Linked DNA regions of Mus musculus: region 1 is linked to region 2. A link is a loop called in an ENCODE intact Hi-C map of the cell type or tissue named here. Cell type or tissue: left cerebral cortex. All regions are shown on one strand.

What was found. Peaks named below come from ENCODE experiments on the same cell type or tissue, not always from the same donor. Only the 100,000 strongest peaks of a DNase experiment are listed, where the experiment ranks them.
Region 1: it touches region 2 in a loop (2.0-fold over the local background); 2 of 42 quality-filtered maps call a loop at or near these places.

Annotation. Positions count from the first base shown.
Region 1 is chr7:90,839,640-90,847,639 of GRCm38, reverse strand. It overlaps a transcript of Dlg2 not described here. Among named protein-coding and RNA genes, the nearest start is that of Gm39048, 170 kb to the left of the region's middle. In left cerebral cortex, CTCF peaks have their summits at 1,745 (motif pointing left) and 3,873; DNase peaks (open chromatin) are centred at 1,735, 3,815 and 6,266; H3K27ac peaks cover 2,222 bases.
Region 2 is chr7:90,920,725-90,928,724 of GRCm38, reverse strand. It overlaps a transcript of Dlg2 not described here. Among named protein-coding and RNA genes, the nearest start is that of Gm39048, 91 kb to the left of the region's middle. In left cerebral cortex, no CTCF peak of the experiment used is centred here; DNase peaks (open chromatin) are centred at 1,114, 1,731 and 3,206.

The DNA of each region.
Region 1 (8,000 bases), 81 kb after region 2:
GTTCTCCACATACACACTATGGTATACATGCACACAACATGCAATAAATGTATAAATATTTTTAATTAAATAGAAAATGCAAACTGAAGTCAGAGAAAGAGGGTTTGGGACATAAGAATTTAGATATCCTCAAATATAGGACATCATGAACCAATGATCAAAACTCACATGAGTTCATGTGGGATATAAAGTAGACAGAGAAGATTGAAAATAGAAAAATGATTGATTGATTGACTGATTGTAAAGTTGCATTATACTGTACTAGGAAACTCTCTGCACAAGGACACAAGATAGGAGCTGGGGTTGTCACTGGACCCATATAGCTCACTCCAGAGTCCATATTTTAGTAACCATTGCACTCATCTATGACACAGCATAGCCATGTGATAAAGCATGAAGTGTCTATTAAAGTTATGATATAGAAAATTAGTTGTGGGCATAAACACCAGAAAGCCTATTAGAGGTAGAAAGTACATTGTATAAGTTATACACTAATCATATAGAATATCTGATAAAATGGATACACACATACAAATATAATCATCTCTGGGTGTTCACAGCATTAATTCTAGGACATCTCTATGAACACCAAAATCCACGAATGTACAAAAATATATCTTATACATAAAACATACAGTATTTTGAAGCAACCTCAAACTTCTTTTCATTTACTTTAAATCATCTATATATTATTTAGGATGCTTTATAAAATGCAAATGTTTCAAAGATGTTACATACTATTGTCTATGGAATAATGGCATGAAACAAAGTTTTCATGTGTTCAATAAGCAGGTGATTTCTACAGATGCATTTGTGGTATTGCCTATCTATGTGGTACATATACTTTTTAGTGTGGTTATAAGTGTGTGTGCAAAGGTGCCTCTACATATGTATGGACTTGCATGTGGTGGTCCAAAGCTTAGGTACTATTTGATAAAGATCCTATCACAAAACTTGTAGCTCATTGACTCATAGGCTGGCTGGCCAATGAACTTCAGGAATGTTCCTGTCTATCTCTTTGAGGTTGGAGTTACAGGTCTGTCATCTATGTCCAGCATTTTACATGGGCTTTGGGAATCCAAATTCAAAGCCACATACTAGTACTGTGAGCATCCTTACTGACTGGGCCATCTCTATAGCTTCTAAATATGTAATTTTCAGACAACAATTTCAGTCTATTTCTGGTTTATTGGATTCATGGGTGTAGAATTCATAGGTACAGAGGACAAACTGTATTAAGCATTAGTATTTTTATACTGATGATTTTTGCTTTAGCCCAAATGTTTCCTTATTTTCTCTGATGAACAGCACTGGATATTATTTTAATTAATCAGTTTATAGTGTTATAGAGTTTTTATTTATTGAGAATTTTATACAATGTATTTTGACCAAATTCATCCCCTTCCCCCAACTACTCCTAGAGTGTCTGCTGCCTTCCTCTCTACCCTCCAAGTCCAGTTTGTGTCACTTCATTGCATAGGGTCTGCCATGAGGGGTGATTAGTAAACATTTTGAGTAGCACTTATACAGGGCCCATTACAAAGTATACAAACATTTAATGTTAGAAAAGATAGACAAACCCGCAAACTCTCATTTACTGCAGTTGCATGGGGTATAGAACTGAGCGTGCTTCGTTAGCTTCCTGACAGAAACTTGGCTCCCAAGGATGGATTAACTGCGTAATTTTTAGTTTCTAAAAATTCAGCAAAAAGCCCAAATCTTTACAAGCTGCCCTCTTGTGTTACTTTCAGGATCTGATTTTTAAAACTCCAATCTAAATTGTAGCTTCAAAAGAAGTCTAGAAATAAAGATCCTGGCTGTAGAAATTGGGGGACTCATCAGCACAAGATAGAGCCCTGGTGCAGCCACACCCTGGAGACTACCACCTACAGACCACTCCATCATGTTACATCAGAGACAAATCAAGAGCAAGAGGTCTTGTCCGAGCTTCCCAGAGATTCTCTGCAGAACCTAGAGCACAATTTAGCTTCTCCGCTGCAGAAACTAAAGCTTATTGAGGTCAAATTACTCACCCCAAAAAGGCAAGAGCAGTTCTAATTTGGTTTAATTCAATTCTAAAATCAATCTTCTTTCTGAAGTGTAATCAAACAGATAATTCTTCAATTCTTCAAGGAAACATTATTTGATAGTGAATCTATGAAATACGATGTGAGCTGTTATTCCATGATATAGTTATTAAATAAAATCCAAGAACTTTTATCTAGAACTCCCCCATTAGCTACAATAATGGAAAGGAATTTATCTCTTCTTTCATGCTTGTTTTTCTCATTACTTGAAATTATGTTTCTAAATTACTGTAACGTAGAGAGTATTCCTTCAAGAATGTTCTCTGTGATCTCCTTCCGTTTTGCTTAATCTTCTGTGACTTCCTCTCTGTAAGTCTTGATACTTCCACAGAGCAGGTATCCTGTCACATAACTGTAGTTCTTTTAAATTTCATTTAATTTCTGTCTCATTATTCTCTTCACTGTCGGCACTGAATACAAGTGCATAGCAGTCACACAACTCACAGGTTAGCAAGTACCCTATGTTTGCGTTCAAATGTCTTCCATCATCCCGAATGCTCCTGGTTAAATACACTCACCTCTTCCATGAAAGGGGGATTTTGTGGTGGGGTGGGCAGTGCTGCCCTAATGTAATGAGAGTTTCTAAATATCCTATTAGCTTGATATGTCGAACTAGGTTTGCTCCCAGAAGTAAAGACCTAAACTTGAACATCACAAGAGGTCATATTTCTGAGGCAGCTTCCAGGAGATGCCTCTGTTCTTCCGTGTCCATGTTTCATGTCTTCAGCATTCAAGTAAGGTGATGGCACAGGACTCTGTGTTTGCATGCTTGCCTGGACTCTTTGGCGTGGAGAAGGGTATAGTAATGAAGAAGGCCCATATGCATCTCTAGGTGAGATAACTGCAGCCTATTCCTGGATGCATACAGTCAGTTTCCTAGGTGAAAGACTCAGTGTTTATGTCTATAATGTCTCAAAGAGACTTATTCTAGGTACGCTGTATTATCTCAAATCACTCCTCACACACATCTTGAGAGTGAATTTATGCTATTATTTTTGAGAGTCTATTTTGTTATGAGGGTTAGTGTAATTAACCTACACAGGGTTGTACAACTAAGAACTGACAGTGTCTGAATGCAAACCCAAAGCACCTCATGCTCTTCACCTTGAAACACTGCCCTCATAATCTACAGATTTTCAAGTGACCAAGTGAAGGATTTGAATGTAATAACAATCAGACCCTTTGTTCAGCCTGCCACATACCAAATACTAAGGAATTACTAAATCAGAAGTTGTTCTGCAATGGAAAACTTCCTTTATCATTTTTAAGACACACAAGGTGTTTTTGAAGCATTGAACAGCTGTAGCAGTGTATCAGTTTTCTGACAATTGTCGTGTGTGTGTTGTGTGTGTGTGTGTGTGTGTGTGTGTGTGTGTGTGTGTGTGTGTTGCACATGCATTTGTAAGAGAGGGAGAGAAGAAAGGGTGACTATAGAAAGGCTGACAAACAGAAGGGAGAGGGATTTACTTATTTACAGGCACAGCAGGCAGGTATGAACACATACATGCAGCTATTATCTTTATCTTTGAATTGCTCATTGGCAAGATATTCAGAAATTGGAGGGATAGGGAAATAGGAGGGTAAGAAGTCACAGCCACATTAAGGAAATTACTGGCAAAGTAAAAATCTTCATGATTAAAAATAAAAAGAAAGCAAGCAAGGGGTCGGGAGATACAAAAGACACTTCAAAGCAAGTGCATCAGGTTACCATGGCAACGGGAGGATGTGGGTTGAAATTTATATTACTCCATTGTTCCAGCAGAGAGGTTCTAAATGACACCCTAGTGGCCTCCCAGAGCCATGCATCTTCCCCCAGTGCTCTGGCTTGTGACTGGAGAGTGCTTTAGGCATCAAGAAGGAACAGGTTCACAGCAACACTGTCACTTCCAGTCTCCCTAGCCTCTCAAGTGAAAACACTTGTCATTTCAATATAGAGCATAGCACTCATTTCTGGAGCGAGTCATGACCCAGCCTATCAGAATATCAGCACACTCATATGCACAGGTGGCTGAGGACAGCAAGCATTTGTCTCGCTGTCCTCAGTCCAAGATTCAGTGTGCCCAGTGTCAGTTCTGAGCACTCTTATGTTCTGAATCCCCATTTTCCTGATGGAATAGAAGTCAGGTCTAGTTACCAGGTAAACTTAGTTACAATCCTAAAATTCTGAATAGCCATTCAATGCCATCATCCAGTATTAATGGTGAACATTTATTGGGAATACTTTGCATTTATTAATTCTTGTACTAATAAATAGCAAATTGGTCATATCTATAGTTGCCAAATGTACTTTGATGACAGTTTTAGACATGTATGGGCAACTGAGGCTTAGACAAGTTAAGAGATTTTTTTTTTCTACCAATTATCCCTTTTATTTAAAAAGTCAAATTTGACTGCAGTTCTGACAACAAAGCCTCTGCTGGGAGGATTATTTTAGTCCATGAAATTTTGGCTGTGATGTGGTCAATGCTTTAACACAAATACTCTCAGAAAGTCAAGGTAGCCCCAATATAATGGTTTTCTGCTACTTTATTAAGAATTGGACAAATAGACTGATGAGAGACGCCTCCTATTCATATTAAGTCCAAAGTAAACACACTCCTTATGAAGATGCTGCGTTAGAGCTAGCCTCAGTATCTCAGCTAGGACTTTCCCAGTCCTTGCCCTCTCTCACTGACCATTAGTGGGAGGAAATGGAGGGAGCGGAGGAAGGAAGATGCATTCTGCGTCTTACACTCTGAGCATGGCAGTAGTAGCCTTTTGAACATTCACATATGATGGTATTACTTACTTTCCTTGTTACTATGATAAAATACTGGAGAGCTTGAAGGTATAGTCCCTTATAGTGGGGAAGCCTTGGTCAGCAGGAGCTATTGCATAACTGGTCTCATTGCATCCTCAGTCAGGAAGCAGAGTGACAGATGCTGGTGCTCAGCTCACTTTCTGCTTATATGTAGACCAGAATTTATTGGTTGATTGGTACTTCTAGTATTTAGGGTAGACCTTCCCACCTCAGTAACCTAATCTAGAAAATGCTTCACAAATATACCCAGAAATTCATGTCTATGATAATTCTAAACCATGTCAAATAATTGATAATTGAGATGAACTATCTCAATTATATATATAAACACATATGTGGGATAATCATTTTCATTCCTATTTTCCATGACCATTCATCCAAAATTGAGTTGAGAAATAATTCCCATGTATTACACAGTTAGTCACTTTTAAAGTTTCAACAAGTGTCATAGCTATAATCTTGTAGCTTTATTCCCTTATACCTTGGCAAGTTCCACAACAACACTTGCAATAGTAATTCTAGGTGGTACAATTTATAAGTTATGGAGTAATCACCAAGAATAACTGAAGCAGAGGAAAAGGTAAGAATTGACTGAATAAACAGAAACAAATTTATCTTTAACCTCATATTACTTCATTATCTAATTATCTAATTGTATTCAAGAGGAATCTGGTAAGAGATTCCTTGAGTGCCTTTCCTATATCGGGTTAGCACAGAGTGGGGACTTTTAACTAAGACTAACCTTCATTGTAATAAATAAGCAGTCTTACCAGGGAACCAGCATGGTTAATAAGGGATCCAGTAATGACAGTTTTAATCTATTTCCTGGCATCCCTAAACTGTTTCCTGGTTAATATCATGCTTGGAGAAGTATCAACAGTGAACACCACCCATTTCCCTTATTTGGTGCAATAAAGATTGCTTCCTACTCAATGGAATTAGATCATCACTAGGCTTCTTACATGCCTCACAGATGTCACATTATTCAAACATAAGTCGATGCACACGATTAAAATTTTAAGATAGCTTAAATTCTAATTTAGGCCACTATTTTCATTATTACACTTCGATAATATAAGCTTCTTTGGAGAAAAATAAAAGCAAACCACCAGTTTCCAGTAGAACAAAATGTGAATAGAATAAATTTAACAACTATACCGTGTTATCATAGCAACCAAAGTTGAAAAAAATGATGTGATAAAAAAATGACACAAGAGAACAAATGCATCAAGTTGTTATGGCAACCAGGAATCGTGGGTTGAAATTTATGTATCTAGAATCCAAGAGAATATTCTAAGCAACTAAAATAAACATTTGCTTATTAAAACCGTCCCCAAATAGTACTTATCTATAAGCATTAAAGTGTTTTCATTATTTTGTCTGCATTTTCTTTTATTTCCAATGGGTGGTTTTAAATTGAGAGCATTTGTATTTTCAGGCCGGCTCACTTTTTGGCAACAGTACTCCATGATGAAATTTGGTTTGCAGAAACTGTTGCAAAAGCCAATTTCAGAATAGCATCTTCAATCATGTTTCAGTTTCTTTTACTCCTTTAATTGCTTGTGAACAAAATGCCTATCTGATCTGCTTTTTTTCTTCTTTACTTAATGAAGCTAATTCATTGTGATCTCTTTTCCTGACATCAGGGTCTTCATCTAAAGCAGAGCAGAAGCTGCTGAGTTCTGCCACACGTTTTGATATTTAAGAAAGCAACTTTAGTGGCACAGGTTATTCTAGACTGGATTTCCTATAGTGACCTGTAATTTTGTACACCATTTTGCCCCATGCTGTTGTAGAGTATCTCACTGTGAGAGGATTAGAATCTTCCATGACTTTGTGTATTTTTTCCACTGCCACTCTCACTCTTAATACATACTACTCTATTTGTCTAGTTGGTACTTATTCTTTAGGAAGCATCTTAGATGTAGCTTCCACAGCTATTCTCATTTACACTAACTGTCCCTCATTGTGACAGCTGATAGTCTTACCAGTAACTTTACCAATATCAATATAGTTAACACCATGATAGCAGCTATTGCTTATTAAGTTATACATGCATGTGTGCCTCTGCTAGATACTCTTCATATTATTTCACTTCATCGTCACAAAAGAAAAACACGTAGGTAAATATCAGTGTCACCACTACCCTATTTTGGAAAGGAAATCGGACTCCCTACGTTTAAGCCTCTTGATTTAGAGCATATACAGAATGAGTTTCAGAAAAGAGACTTGCATGTATGTCAGTAAAATATGCAGGTCCATGACCTTTTTTATTTAATTAATAACTGAAAAAAATCTTTGATTTGTTCCCTCACCAGACACTGAATGTTTGGGGAATACCTATGCCTACTTGGCAATTTACCAGACCACACATCTGGTCACTCTTGCTCTTCATAATGGCAAATACAAACATACCATATCATATACCATAACAAATCATCATTGCCAACAGCATGTTAAATTTTGGGTGTTTAGTAATCACACAAAACGTAAAAAAAAAAAAAGCAAGTAAAATTAACCTAATAAGGATGTAGTTTAAAAATGTTGCTAAGTAATATTTCTACATGCAATTGGGATTAAAGGTATTGAGATATTTTACATTTAATATGTGTGTGAGAACCCAGTCCTGTAACCACTAGGTAACATAATGAACAGAATGCCATATGTGACTTAAGTACATACTCAGAGAATGATCAGTGGAAAAATAAAAGAAACAGGGTATTAAAATGGGGTTTTGCATTTGTAAACTGGTCAAGCTTACCATTATAGAACAATGAAAGACTGTGTATGGAGGAGTTCAAAGCATCTGTTTCTACACAGGGCATTCAGAGCAATATAGTCACATCTTGCTAGTTTGTGAGAATCTATCATAAGATGGGCATGGTGGTGCACACCTTTAATCCCAGCACTCAGGAGGCAGAGGCAGGCGGATTTCTGTGTTCGAGGCCAGCCTGGTCTACAAAGTGAATTCCAGGACAGACAGGACTATACAAGAGAAACCCTGTCTCAGAAAAGAAAAAAGAAAAGAGAAGAGGAGAGGAGAGGAGAGGAGAGGAGAGGAGAGGAGAGGAGAGGAGAGGAGAGGAGAGAAGAGAAGAGAAGAGAAGAGAAGA
Region 2 (8,000 bases):
TCTCCCAAGCACCATGCACAGGTGATGGCCTATGCTGACCTTTCAGAAAAGAAAGTTAAGAAGGTTCGGCCACTTCTCACAAGAAATCAGGGTACAAAGAAAGTGCATAACAGTAGAATATTCTGCTATATGGTTATGATTCATCCTGTAAGGCTCTAAGGAGGATCTGGAAATAAAAACAATCCCAACAAGTAGCACATAGCAATTCTCAAAGAACAAAGGTGGTCACTGTTTAATCAGAAAAATAAATGTTTGCCATACCTGTATTTCATTGTATAAACCCAAATTGTAAAAGGGTGAATGCTTTTGTCCTGCATTCCCAAAAATAAATTTTGTCCCCTATGTGACATGTATCTAATAAGATACTTTAATTTTGTTCATTAACCACAGTTAAAAGGTAATTTGATCAAAAACTAAACATAAGTTTATATTAGTCTCTGCATGCTTCAGTAAAATCAGACCAACAAGCAATAAGCAAATATAGGAAGTTTTTGTTTTAAAAGGAATGATCAAGAATACTCACCCATCATGAAAATGATGAGAGTCCTTCATCTTTTTGTGGTTTGTTTATATGTTTGTTTGTTTTTATGAATTATGCCCCAACTGTTATGAGCAGAGCTTCGGGCCATTCATAGCTCTGAGTCTCATGGAATTTGGTGAACTGTTATTGTTGTTTTGTTCATTTCTATGCACAATGAATTATGTAATTGTCTGACCTGATTTTATTTTTAGCAGTTCAGTAATTCTTGGTAATCTTTATTACAAATGTGACACTACATTAGATGTTAAAAATATTCTCTGTCCTGGAGGTGCCCTTTGTGCTTACAAGAAACTAGACAGGCACATTTAACAGCGAGAGTGCCCTGCCAAATGAGGAAAGCCTGTGGTATGGTGAGATGGTACATGAGAGCTGTACAACAGCCAACTCAAAGCAGAGAGACACCACCTTGCAGTGATTTGTTCTGACAGCACTATCCACAGGTCGGAGAGAAACCCTTTCTTTCATTTTAAGCTCATCCTAGGAAGCTGCATTCATCTCCTCTAGACATTTAATCCTGCTATGCATCATACTAATGCTTCTACCATCTGGTCCCTTCCTCTCCCCACTTCTCGCTCTCAGCAGTCAGGCCCACTCACTGCAATTTCACATAGTAAATAGAAGACATCCCACTCAACATTTCCCACTGGCACATTCGAACTTACTTCTATATTCAAGTACCTCTCCGTACCCATCTGCACTTACATATCAGACACCAACCAGGACACAGTCCTTAGCTCTCATCTATTCCATCTTCTAAGGAGACTTTTGTTATTAATTAAACACATCTATTATATATGTAACCTCTTGTTTTCCATACTGCACATCAATGGTTTCCCACAGAGAGTAAGCTTTTATTAGTGCAAAATATATATAATGGTCATGTTTACTTACTCTTCAGCACTACCACCTTATTGAAACCGCTGTCCCGTGACCCCTTTGCTAAATCATCTACTGTGAATTTGTGCTTTACTTACTAGCTTTCTTGTCTTCTTCAACTTTTTGTCTAGAGACGTTTCAATAGATTCCGTACTCCCCCCTCTACTATTTTTAAAAGGAACCTGCATCAAAGCGCAGAATTCATCTGACAGCACACTTCCTCCTTTTACTTACTTGTGCAATCATCCCGTGTTTTGGAATATCTGTCCACAAACACCACACATTTGTTCATCTCTCTCGTTTTTCCACCACCAAGATAATTCACACCACAGCTATTTTTGTCCGGATTTCTGCAAAAATCTTTGCAAAAAGATTCTTTTATGTTTTTAAATGAGACCATCTACCACCTATGTTTTCATTTCCCACCTGTTCTTTATATAGCTGTCAGAACAATAACTTCAGAACTCCAACATATACTCACCCACTCCTCCCTGCTCAGTTTACAAACTGTAACACTTCAGTGAAGTTCTGAACATGCTTTGGCTTGTGTCTTCTACCACTGCCTATCCTTCCCACTCCCCATTAATCTTATTTTTTTTACTCCCATGGTGGTCTTCTGGTTTTTCAGAAATGCAACCTTCTGTAACACGTGTAAGTATATACTATTCATTCTGCCAAAATAGCTCTCTCCATTCTCTGCCCCCACCCCATCTCTCACCTCTCTCCCCACCCAGTTGATTTACTTTTTAAATATATGTTTAATTAGCATTCTGTTTAGATGTCTTTCTATACATCATTTTCTTTTCAAACATATTTGAATTGAATAGCAATTACCCCAGTTACTGATTTATCTTTACACGTACACTTACTTGTTCTATTTCTGCTTCCCCCATGAAGAAAGGAACAATGCCTGTTTTCTTCCACTTGAATTTACAGTATCTGGGCATAGTAAGTATATTGCAGACATACACCAAATTAATTAAGGATAAAAGGAGAAGAGATTGTTTTATGAATGAAATGAGATAGCCAGAAATTATAAGCTAGGTTTGTACAAACTAAATAATGTATGTTGTTATGATGAACTAGCTCTAGGATACAGCAATTCTGAAAACAAAAAACGGCAAACTCCCAGTCCTTCCGATGGTTCTTCTTTAGCTAGGTAGCTGTAAAGAGAATGCTTTGCTGTATCCTACAAAATTCCATATATCTTTATAAGGGGCTCATCTTATCCATGTGACTACCAAATATCTATTCAAGTCAACTATGGCAATTTCGGCTCATTTCGTCAACAGAGTAAGGTAATAAATGTCCCTAGACTGGAAACTGCAGGGACAAAATTGATGACTTTTAGACAACTCTAAAATCATGTGAGCTGTTCATATATTATCTACCATACTTTGCCTTCTTTAAAGGTGGAATGGAATTAACTGTATCATTTCTCTGAAAACTTCATTTTGGCAAAATACATTTAGAAAAACCATTCATTTAAAATAAATTTTCAGAATAAGGATTCCCACTAACAGAGGAAAACGGAATATGCAGTTTCAAACAGCCATGAATAGAATTTAAAAAAGAAATAAGCACAGTCCAATGACATCCAACTTGTCAGTGAGTGTATCCTGCTCACCCTACAGGCTTAAGAAATTCCCCAAACTGTGTAAGCAGCAGAGACGGAATCGTAGCCTCATTCTAAGTGACCACAGAATCCATGCTGCTTCTGATCTATATCAAATAGACCAACCAGAAGTGAAATCCAAGAATCCTGACTTTCTGGCTTCGTGACAGAGAACTATATTCTCTTCATAGCCCAGCTCTCATCCCAGATGCTGTGTGCTATCCTGATACATATGAGGCAGGAATAAATGAAATTCTCTGTCAGCTTCTCATGGGTTTCCTTCTAAACCTTGAGATTTCAGACAGTTATAAAACTTCCATCTATGTGTACCTTACAAAACCGCTTTTGGAAAAACATTTTGTACATGAAGTTTTAGCCCGGAATGCATTTTTCCTTCCAGGCTATAAATAGAGTACAGCTTTTAATGAAAATGCTGACACTACCTAAAGAACAATGGTGTGTGACCAAATTCATTGCAGAGGCAAACTGCTTCTCTGAACGTCTTTTAAGAAAGTGTTTTTATAGTATATATTTAATTAAGGCATGGATATTAGATTATGCAAAATATTTGCTTCACCAAAATGCAATTTAAAATAACTATCAAAATAAATTAGCACATTTACTTCCCATACGTTGAGAGGTTCATCCAATCCAGATACAAATAGCAGTAACTTCTTACTTAGGTGTTTGTTCAGAGGTGTTTGAATATACACGGATCAGCAAGTAAGGGTTTTCAAATATTTATATATAGTTTTCTTTATGGACATAGTGGAGTAGTAACCGTTTTGAGACATGAATATTTCCATATAATTTGAGTTTTTGATTAAATGAATGTGTTGTACTTAGCCTGGGGTGGGGGCTTTTATTACACAGCAAACATGGGATCACATTACATGCTGCCAGTTAGGACCTCCTGGAAGAACTGCAGCAATTAAAGTTCCATTGTAATGCCAAGCATCATTACAAGTTTACTGTGGGCCAGATTTTGTCCAAATATTTAGTACAATTCCACTGAGGCTAAAGGTAGTTGGAGACAGCGTCAAGAAGTTTGGCATTAACTCCCACTCTGTACTGGGAGTAGGAAGCTGCCTGTTGCTAGACCTGGCTTCCTGGAATAGTTTCACTTATCAGGAATGACTGAGGCTAAATCTAATGAGTCACGTTGGCACACAATTCAAAGGACAGCACAGAGAGAAGAGAAAGCAGGCCCAAGGAAGGCATATAAGGAGCTCCCATGTTAATTTTGTCCAGTTGAGTTGTTTAACATTACCTGGCTTTAACCCTTTTTAAATTTATAAGTTAGGTGCAACAATATCACAAAGATATATTCTTTATAAAAGTATGTGATCAGTATGTACCCTTTCCCAGGCCCTATGCTTGTACAATTTCGGCTTTGAGTGGGCTTACTCTTTGGAAGATTTGTCATTCATGTCTCTAGCTGGTCTGTGAATAGTCATCAATATGCAAATTGAAAGCTCTCCATGTGTCTGTGGATTTGCCCTGGAGATCTAACACCAGCAAACAAGAAAGCAGATAACAGTAAGAAAGTGATACACGGAGTGTTCTTAAGAGAGATGAGCTTTACATTCAGGATAGTGAATCTGCATCATCTTATATGTATGCTGTGTACTCCAAATCCAAACCAAACATGGGTCGGGAGGCTCTTTCAACAAGGGAGAGTGGAATTATTTCTTCCAAGATAGCTCTCTGGAACTTAAGTTGACAACACAAATATAACACTAGTTCTTAATTCAGAAAAGGCTTTCGGTATTATAGAAGTTATAAAAAATGACTATCAGGGGAAAAAAAAAACACCTTTATCCTGTTTGCAGGTTAACCCTTTTACATTTCCAAACTTTGTATTCTCAATTGTACTCTAGAGGCTTTGGGATGAATTGAAAGTAGACCAATTTGCCATATTTCATTACTCAGGTCTCTTTGAGAACCAGTAGAACTTAAACTATAGCCACATTGAGATATCTTCATTGCTGGTAATAATAACCCAACTTTCAAAATTAACCTGTAGTGTGTATTTACCAAAAACTAAGATTCATTCATATGTTATCTCCAATTTTGAAATAAAATTCTGAAATTGAAGTATGTGTTAATTGCTATGCTAACTTGATAAAGAGTCATAAAGCTAGTAAAAGATGTCAACAATCTTTTTGTTTGAGTCCACATCTCATTCCTTTATATCAACCCGCTCTCCTTTAGTAGTGGGTAAAGGTTTTGGTTGAGTAATTATTAAGCTTCATTTCAAATCCTCTGTAATGCCAACACATAATAGAATAACAGATAACAGAACGTTGCATGCTGCTGATAGTAAGTGATGGTATCAACCAAAGCTAACATTGCATGCACCATCAGGGTCCCTGTTCTAATACCATCTGTCTGTCCTCCAAGACCACTGCTGGCTAAAAGCATAAATTCAATTGAGCTCTGCAGAATGGATTGAGAACCTCCCTTGGAGTTTATCTATGTTTGAACCATACTTCCAGTTTGTCATAATTAACTGAAGAGTTTATAAGCTTTATGCTTCCTGCAAATGGAATGTACAGTTAGATAGCAGTTTTTTCTTAAACCTGAATAATGGGACCACTGACTGCACTTAGAAAACACAACAGTAATTATGATGTCTACTTGGAGAGTTTTATGTGTAATTTTAACTTGGAGAGTTTTATGTATAATTTTAGCTTTGCCTGTGTTGACTTGTGATCAATATTTGTGAATATTAGGTATAAGGAAGTAACATACCAATCCATACTACTGAAGAGTTGAAGAGCTTGAACTTGATTTTAGTATCTTATTCCTTTCTCACTTCTAGCTTTTTTTATACATGCTAATGCAACAAGTTTTATTGATGGCCTCCTATGAATTTTTGTGCATTTTCTTTATTAATATGTATCACACAATTAGCTAGGTAAATAATGGCTGTGACTATTAAAGATGTGCATAAATATGGTTGAAATAAGGTATTAATGAATCATAATGATCCAATACATGTGCCTTAAAAAACTAAGCAGAAAACGCAGTAAACACACCCATCACTAAAAAACCCAGTGTTATAGAAAAGATAAGAGTTTTTGAGTTAAATAGATTATATTGAAATCACCTTTCTCTCATTATACTTTCATGGCTTGGAGCAAACAAATAACTTGTGAGCATTAAAATTTTTATGATGTTGACATCAACACTACAGTGGTGGCTTCTCAATGATTGTTAGCTTATACCAAGTAGAAGGAGAGACATCAACTCAGTAGGAAAGAATGAAATCCACAAAGATATTCATACTTAACATCTTTTTCAAAAAAAGAGTCCCCAAGTTAATCCAGTGAGGAATGAATAGACTTTTTTTCAACAAGAAAAACTATGAACTTAAATATCTGCACATACCACATGCAAAAATGAGCTCCAAATTGATCGGAGGGAACAATGTGAGAGCTAAAGCTGTAAAATGCTGAGAAGAAAATATCAGAGATAGTCTCTGTGACCTTGAGTTACACATAGGTTCATTAAAATGGTGTTTTCAGGAGGTTATGTTAGGATTTGTTAAATTTTTTAAAAGTCATAGTCCAGATAACAGTGCCAATACATGGTTAAAGAATGAGGATACTTGAACAGAAAATATTACAATTATAAACCTGTTAGATGTTGGGCAGGACATAGGAGGAGTTTCATATTTCAATAACATAAAATAATTAGATATGGAGAAAGAATTTTATATAGATGTTTTTACAACTACAATAAAAATGGTTTTTAAGTAGATTAAAAGATATTCAACATTCTTAATTTTAGGTAAATTCAAACCAACTCTAAAGCAAAAAAATCTTATTATTATTATTTTTTTTGAGACAGGGTTTCTCTGTGTAGCCCTGGCTGTCCTGGAATTCACTCTGTAGAACAAGCTGGCCTCAAACTCAGAAATTCACCTGTCTCTGCCTCCCAAGTGCTGGGATTAAAGGCGTGTGCCACCATGCCTGGCATGCAAAAATCTTTTCAGATTATTATGTCTTCAATAAAATGGTAAGAAATAACAAGAATTGATAAGAATGTATAGAAAACAAAACACTCATATATTGTTCCTGAGAATATAAAATTATATAACTGCTTTTAAAAGCAGCTTGAACATTCTTTATAATACTATACATAAAGTCGCCATATGACCCAAAATATAATTTTGCAAATACCCAATAAAACAGAAAGCACATAACCACATAAAAACTCACAAAAGAATATTCATGCCATTACTCATGATGTTCAAAGATGCAAGCATTTCTTGTGTCTGTTGACTATAAATGGATTAAAAGAAGTATTATAACCGAATAGTTACACAGCAGCTAACAGACAACTATCCACCAATCAAGTAATAAAAGATAGATACTTGTAATGATATAAGGACCTTGAGAATATATGAAAGTTAAAGCAAGCAATTGCAAAAGGCTGCATATTACACAAGTCTATCTTTAGGAATGGCCTTGAATACGCAATTCTGGGAGGGGGAAAATAGATCCTTACTTCTGGGAGAAGAGAGACATTGGCCACAGAGTAACTACTAAGGGGGGTAGAGTTTCTCTGAGGGTCATGAACATATTCTAAAATTCATTAAGGTGAAACTTGTACAATTCTATGAATGAACAAAAGAATATCACTTAATTTTGCTTTTTACATGGATAAACTATATGCTCTACAGTAATTTGAAGAAAGTAAAGAATATGAATAAATAAGAAGAACATAAAATGTCCTAAACACTGTAACAGCTATACTGTAGGCTCAGATAAACTCAGAAGTTACTCATGAAAACACACAGAAAATATTTTTTTAACAGTCACATTCTTTTGAATTTTATCAAGTATATATAGGATGGCCAAAGGAAACATTTTGAAAAGACAGGTGATTGTGAGGTCCAAATATAAGTCAAATTGTGTAAAAAATAATTAGAATTAAAATATTTAGTAAGCATACAGAAGA